Linked DNA regions of Homo sapiens: region 2 is linked to region 1. Evidence: chromatin contacts called from ENCODE Hi-C or POLR2A ChIA-PET data. All regions are on one chromosome and are shown on one strand. Each heading gives the region's core, a stretch centred on a gene start or an enhancer-like site at or near the end of the contact. The rest is flanking DNA. Distances are from core to core; before and after follow the strand shown.

What was found. A loop is a pair of places that touch in the nucleus more often than their neighbours do. ChIA-PET counts read pairs that join two places held with the same protein, here RNA polymerase II (POLR2A). Pooled maps may share reads with other maps.
Region 2: a map of body of pancreas shows a loop between it and region 1 (3-fold over the local background). The contact joins two enhancer-like sites. A Hi-C loop is called at or near these places in 25 of 168 maps with a recorded cell type or tissue (Calu3, DLD1, HepG2 and 15 more), 9 of 37 single-sample maps with no recorded cell type and 24 of 50 pooled maps. POLR2A ChIA-PET finds 5 or more read pairs at or near these places in 7 of 52 experiments (K562, MCF 10A, OCI-LY7 and 4 more).

What each region holds. Positions count from the first base shown.
Region 1 is chr1:43,765,112-43,768,444 of GRCh38, reverse strand. The region is part of intron 2 of ST3GAL3 (ST3 beta-galactoside alpha-2,3-sialyltransferase 3); the gene reads right to left. Among named protein-coding and RNA genes, the nearest start is that of ST3GAL3-AS1, 39 kb to the right of the region's middle. RefSeq lists an enhancer at 1,021-1,556. Within about 2 kb of position 1,569, at least 5 of the 41 ENCODE cell types and tissues checked have a DNase peak (open chromatin) inside an H3K27ac peak, as active enhancers do.
Region 2 is chr1:44,057,766-44,061,144 of GRCh38, reverse strand. The region is part of intron 2 of LOC124904169 (a long non-coding RNA gene); the gene reads left to right. It also overlaps a transcript of KLF17 not described here. Among named protein-coding and RNA genes, the nearest start is that of SLC6A9, 28 kb to the right of the region's middle. Within about 2 kb of position 1,809, at least 2 of the 41 ENCODE cell types and tissues checked have a DNase peak (open chromatin) inside an H3K27ac peak, as active enhancers do.

The DNA.
Region 1 (3,333 bases), core at 320-2,819:
TTTAGAGATGGGGTCTTGCTCTGTTGCCCAGACTGGAGTGCAGTAGTGTGATCATATCTGACTGCAGCCTTGAACACCTGGGCTCAAGTGAGTCTCCTGCTTCAGCCACCTGGAGTAGCTAGGACTGCAGGCATGTACCACCACACCCAGCTAATTTTAAAAAAAATTTTTTTGTAGAGACAGGCTCTTGCTGTGTTGTCCAGGCTGGTCTCAAACTCCTGGCCTCAAGTGATCCTCAAATACTGGCCTCTCAAAGTGCTGGGATTATAGGCATGAGCCACTGTGCCCAGCATTTGTCAATTTTATTAATCTTTTTTTAAAAAAACTTGCTCCTTGGAAAAGTATGTTAATCTTTTGAAAGAACAAATTTTTGACTTTGTTGATCCTCTGTATTTTTTTTTCTTTTTCATCAAACTATTATTTTCTGTTTTCCTTCTTTGGGTTTAATGTGCTCTACATTTTCTAACTTCTTGAAATTGATGTTTAGATTACTAATTTTTTTCAACCTTCGGTTATTTTTCTAACATGCATTAAAGTCTACAAACTTCCCTCTATGCTTATAGGTTATAGTAGCATCATACAAGTTTTGACAAGTTTTGATATTTTCTTTTTTTTTTTTTAATTATACTTTAAGTTCTGGGATACATGTGCAGAACGTGCAGGTTTGTTACATGGGTAAACACGTGCCATGGCGGTTTGCTGCACCCATCAACCCATCATCTACATTAGGTATTTCTCCTAATGCTATCCTTCCCCTACCCCCCCACCCAAGTTTTGATATTTTCAGTATCATGCAATTCAAAATATTTTCTACTTCCCATGATTTTTTCTTTGACCCAATGATTATTTACAAATTCATTTCTTAATATTCTAGTTATCTTTTTGTTATTCATTTCTAGCTTAATTTCACTGTGGTCAGAGGATTGATTCTGCATGTGATCAATCCTCTGACACTTGTTGAGACTTGCTTTAGGTATGGTCTGTGGCTTCCCCTTCATTTACCTGATGAAGTCTAAACTGTTCCCTGTTCACTGTGACATATAAAGAAGGACCTTTGTGACCTGACTCATTACCTACCTGCCCAGGGAGTACCATCCCCCAGAGACTCTATATGCCAGCCACATCCATCTTCCCCTGGTTTTCACTCATGCCATGCCTTGCACTCTTGCGCCTCTATCCATAATCTTCCCTCTGCCTTTCTGCTCCTCCTAGCCCTCCCTACTCAGCTCAGATGTTACCTCCACCACAAGGCCTTTCCAAGCATCTGTCCGTCCCTGAAACTCCTCAAGTGGTGAAGTGCTGTGGCTATTGGTATCCCTACCTCTTTTCTTTCTCTCGCAATCTAGCCTCCACACAGCTGCCAAAGTGAGCCTTCTAAAATGCAAATCCGACCACATTTCTCTCTCTCCTTTTCATCAGCTGCTTCCGCCTAACTCAGAATCCAAACTCTGCATTCCACACAAGACTCTCCCAGCCCTTTTCCAGGCCCCTCCACTTTATTCATGCTACTATCACTGCCTAGAATGCACTTCTCATCTTATTCATTCATCTTTCAAGTCCAGGCTTGAGAGTCACTTCCTCTTATTTTGCTGAGGGAATAAAGGAACACAACCTCCCATTTTAAATTCTAGGTGCTCAACAGAAATTCCAGAAGAGACCTCTGTGTTGTTAATTTTCCTTCACACAAAAGTCCAGAACACTACTTTTCCACCAGGTCTTTCCATTAAGGGTAGAAGCCTTTAATGGCCCTGCTGCATTAAATCTAAACTCCACACCTCACCTTAGGGCCTTCTGTCATCGACTCTGCCCTGCTCTGCAATCCTCGGTCTCACTACTCCCCGCCCCCCACCATTCCTCACAAGCCGCTCTCAGCTCTCACTGAAGCTTACAAAATATTTCGAGTACTCTGTCTGCTAGAGCACTTTCCCAGGTCCCCACATGTCCTACCCCAACCGCCAGGTCCCTGCTTCAGTGCCCATCTCTTCCTCAAAGCTTTCCTTGACATCACTTCTTATTTATTTACTTATTTTTTTTTAAATCGCCACTTCTTTGTTGTCTCTGAAACACTTCATCTCATTGTCTTGTCCTTGGTTACTTCCTGTGAGTCTCAGCTTTCAGTCTTTAAAATTCCCAGGCCCAGGCACCTCTCTTCCTAAATGCCCCACACTGCCTGGAATAAAGCTGAGTAAGTAACAAGCTGTCAGTCAGCAGTAATCCTCATAGACTGACAGAAGAAGTCATTGATATCTCTCCCTTGGCCTCTCTTCCTCTGACTTAAGGGCTACTTGGGTGGTATTCATGTGAATCCGGGCAAGGAGCTGTCAGGGCTATTTGAATGACTATTTCCTTGTAATTTCCTCCACTGGATTTTTTATTCCAGCTCTTAGAGGAGAAATAGGAACATGAATAATGGTGCTGGTCTCAGTGAAGAGACCTGTCTCTTCAAGCTTCTTTCTTCAAGCACAGAGAAGCTCATGTGCTTCCCTGCAGCACACATCTATCTCCATTGTTACCATGTGAAAGACATCAATCCTGTTATGGCTGAGGGAAAGAGGAGCTTGTTTTTACAGCTACATGGCAGGATCAGAAGCTTCTCAATCTTCTCCTATACCACTAAAAAAAAAGCGCACGCGGACGCGCGGACGCGCGCGCGCGCGCGCACACACACACACACACACACACACACACACAGACACACACAGACACACACATGCACATGAAATTGTTTTACCCTTTTTTGCCTTTCCAGAGCAAGGAATCCTTAAATTCTCAGCTCTGTATTCCTCCCTTCTTTTCCTTCTCTCTGATAAAGTTTAGCTTTCCTCAGCCTTTTAAAATGTCCCCAGGTAAGTAAAACTATGATACTATGATGGTGGCAATTTAAGTATTTTAAGTGTGGGGAACCTAAAACATACAGTTTTAGAAGTGTCTTTGATTCACCAATAGTGATGAAATGGAGCCACCACACAGGTATGAGCAACATCACAGTGTAGCTGTGAGGGCTACGTGGCCTCCTCTCAGTTAGGTGGGACCACACGACTGAGTACTGATCTGTGGAACGTGCGCTGCAGGGAAGCACATGAACTTCTCTGTGCTTGAAGAGAGAAGCTTGAAGAGAGAGGTCTCTTCACTGAGACCTGCACAGTTCTCCATGTTCCTGTCCATTTCTCCTCTGGGAGCTGGTTTAGAGAATCCAGTGAAGGACTCCAGGCCCTAGGGCCTGGGGGAGTCACTAGATGAAGTCTGTGGCCCTAAATGAATTAGGTAGAGCAGAATTCCTCCCCACCAATATAGAACTGCACCAGATTGTGACAGGAGAGAAATAACCTTTAT
Region 2 (3,379 bases), core at 560-3,059, 290 kb before region 1:
TCTTTACCTGGAACTGTTGTAATATAGAAGACAAACTTTACTAAGAGGTTAAACAAGCAAGGGCCAAAGATTAGTAATAACAAGACAGCTATCAAAGGTCCTAGGAGAGGTAAAAGCCAGGTGAAGCTTGGGAAGGCACTTTTGATAGCTAGCCAGATACAGCTGGGATTAATGCCCTGATTATAGTTACGTAACCAGGTAGCTTGCTCACAGATCTTTTGAATGTTAACTTCAACTGCCCAGAGTTGTTGATGTATGTGCAACAGGTTTCATTAATAACTGCACAGACTCTACCTTGTTCAGCTAGTAGATAATCCAATGCTAGTCTGTTATTGAGAACTACATTTGCCAAAAAGTCTAGGGACTCTTGAATCCCCTTTAATGCCTGACCGCTATTGGTGGCTAAAGATTCTAGGGTTTGAGTCAAGTTCTTTAGGGTTCTTTAGGGTTCACATTCTTTAGGGTTCTTTAGGGTTGACTAGGGTTGAGTAGGTAAGCAAAGCCACCCTAGGGTGCTGCTAGTCCTATTGCTGCCCAAATTCCTTCCGATTGAATTAATCCAATTGCTCACTTACTTCTGGTGTTCCTGGGTCTTATGGGGTTACAGACCATGACCCCTGGAGGGGCAAGGGTGGCCAACATATGTTCATCTCTATTCCAAGTTTCATTCTTTTTTTGAGACAGAGTCTTACTCTGTCACCCAGGCTGGAGTGCAATGGCGTGATCTCAGCTCACTGCAACCTCTGCCTCCCAGGTTCAAGAGATTCACCTGCCTCAGCCTCCTGAGTAGCTGGGATTACAGGTACTCGCCACCACGCCCGGGTAATTTTTGTATTTTTAGTAGATGGGGTTTCACCATGTTGGCCAGGCTGGTCTCTAACTCCTGACCTCAAGTGATCCCCCTGGCTTGGCCTCCTAAAGTGCTGGGATTACAAGTGTGAGTCACCACACCCAGCCTATTCCAAGTTTTTTATATACAGAAGGCTGCTCCTAAAGGAACAGGTGGCTTCCTGGAGAGTCAGGAGTGGTTATGGGGTGTGACTTCTTCCCACTCATGGCCACAAACAAAATGAGCCTGGGGGGGTACACAAACAGAGGCCCTACGGGGTGTGATGTTTATCCTTGGCTGCCAAGTTGGGTCTCTAGAGGAGATATTTTCCCCCTGTTCTAATGGGAGTGGTCAAACAGTCTTGTTTTCCAGAAGGAACAGTGCTCCCACCTTCCCAGATTAGGCAGTTGTTTTTCCCTTGTATGTTCTGATCCAGGAGAAGGCACCATATATGGTCTCCTCACTGACAAGTGGAATCCCATTTACCTCATTGCAGCCTGGGAAACTTGGCAACTAGATTTGGATCAGAGTATCACAGGGAAACGTCTGCTTTTGTGTCATTAACACAACAGTGGATGCAAAAGATAGAATCATTAGTGCATTGGAGATATAGATACCCAACTTCCCAGCTCAAGGTAATAGTGGCAGGAGTTGGGGGGTGGTATTCAGATGGAATCGGAGGGGAATCAGGAGGAGAGTTTCACTTAACAAATAGGGATTTGGGTATTTGGGGATCACTATGGTTAGTTAGGAGGTCTGGAGAGATGGCTGTGAAATTTTCTGGGTAGGCCAGAAGGTAGAACTGTGCACCCTGGGAATATTGATGACAAATCCAGCAACCATGAAGATGATTCCCTGAGGCTATAATATTTGAAATATTTACGATAGGGTTATGTTCCCACCTGCACTGGATCAGGGTAATGAGGAAATCAAACAGGATTAATAGTGACAACATGGTGTCCAGTGGGCCTTAGAGTGGCCTCTATACCCAACAAGGACAAAAGAGGTGTTTCCCAAGAGGTTGGCTAAAGCAACAGAAAAGAAGGATTACAATCAGGAAGAAGAGAAAAATTACTGTTCCTATTCCCACCCACAGCATCACATTACCACCTCTGGCTGAGTGTTGATTCTTTTAAATAGGCAGCAGAGGTCCTCCAAAGGCTCACAGATGCAGGTCACAGGGGCCTCCTTTTGTGCTGCAACTCATAAGAAACAGGTTTAACCTGGACAGGGGTACCAAACTAGTTACTCCCTGAAGTTTAACAGCCGTAGGTGTACTCAACAACACCTGATACGGCCCCTTCCATTCATGTGTAATTGATCATTGGCGGATTCTTCTTTCCAAGTTTTTACTAAGACTAAGTCTCCTGGTTGATTGTGGAGGTTAACTATTTCCTTTGTTGAAGGGAGCGATATTTTGTTGAAGGGAGCCTCCAAAAGGCTTGGAGGGCCTTTTGAACCCAGCCTAAGTTGATAATATGGGTGAGCATTCTACGTGTCTCTTCATCAAACAGGAGATCTGAAGTTAAAAAGGGCCTCCCTGGAGCTTGCAGTGAGCCGAGACAGCGCCACTGCACTCCAGCCTGTGACTGAGCGAGACTCCGTCTCGGGAAAAAAAAAAAAAAAAAAAAAAAAAAAAAAAAAAAAAGGGCCTCCCATAAGTCATTTCAAATGGACTGTTTTACTGTTCCTTTGGAGTCATCCTTACATATAAAAGGGCGATGGGAGGCTGGGCACGGTGGCTCACGCCTGTAATCCCAGCACTTTGAGAGGCCAAGGTGGGTGGATCACAAGGTTAGGAGTTCGAGACCAGCCTGACCAACATGGTGAAAGCCCATCTCTACTAAAAATACAAAAATTAGCCGGGCTTGGTGATGCCTGCCTGTAGTCCCAGCTACTCGGGAGCCTGAGGCAGGAGAATCGCTTGAACCTGGGAGGTGGAGGTTTCAGTGAGCCGAGATCGTGCCACTGCACGATCAGCTTGGGCAACACAGCAAGACTCCGTCTCAAAAACAAAAACAAAAACAAAAAAAAGGCGATGGTGAGGAGAGAAACCCAGGCCTCTGAGGTCTCCTAACAGAGCTCTGCTAATGTCCTTTCAAAAACATTAGCTTTTTCTACCTTCCCCAAGGATTGAGGTCTCCAGGAGGGGTGAAGATGATACGTAATGCCTAAGGCTCAGGACGCCTGCTGGGTCACTTTAGCTGTAGGAGGGTCCATTATCACTCTGCTGACTTTTAGGTAATCCAAATCTTGGGATGATCTCTTTAAGTAGGAATTGGCACTTCTAATGCGTTTTCTGTTCTTGTGGTGAAATCCTCTATCCACTCGGTGAAAGTGTCTATAAATACTAGCAAATATTTCAGTCCCCTGTATGGTGGCATCTGAGTAAAATCTATTTGCCAGTCTTCCCCATGGTATGTTCCTTGATGTTGTACAGGAGTGAGTAGGGATGAGGGTATGGGCAGCTCCCTGGGTCATTACCGGCATAAAGTTCATGGGCCCTGGTGACCCACTTTACAGTCTGGAATAATTTCTTTCCCAGGAAGA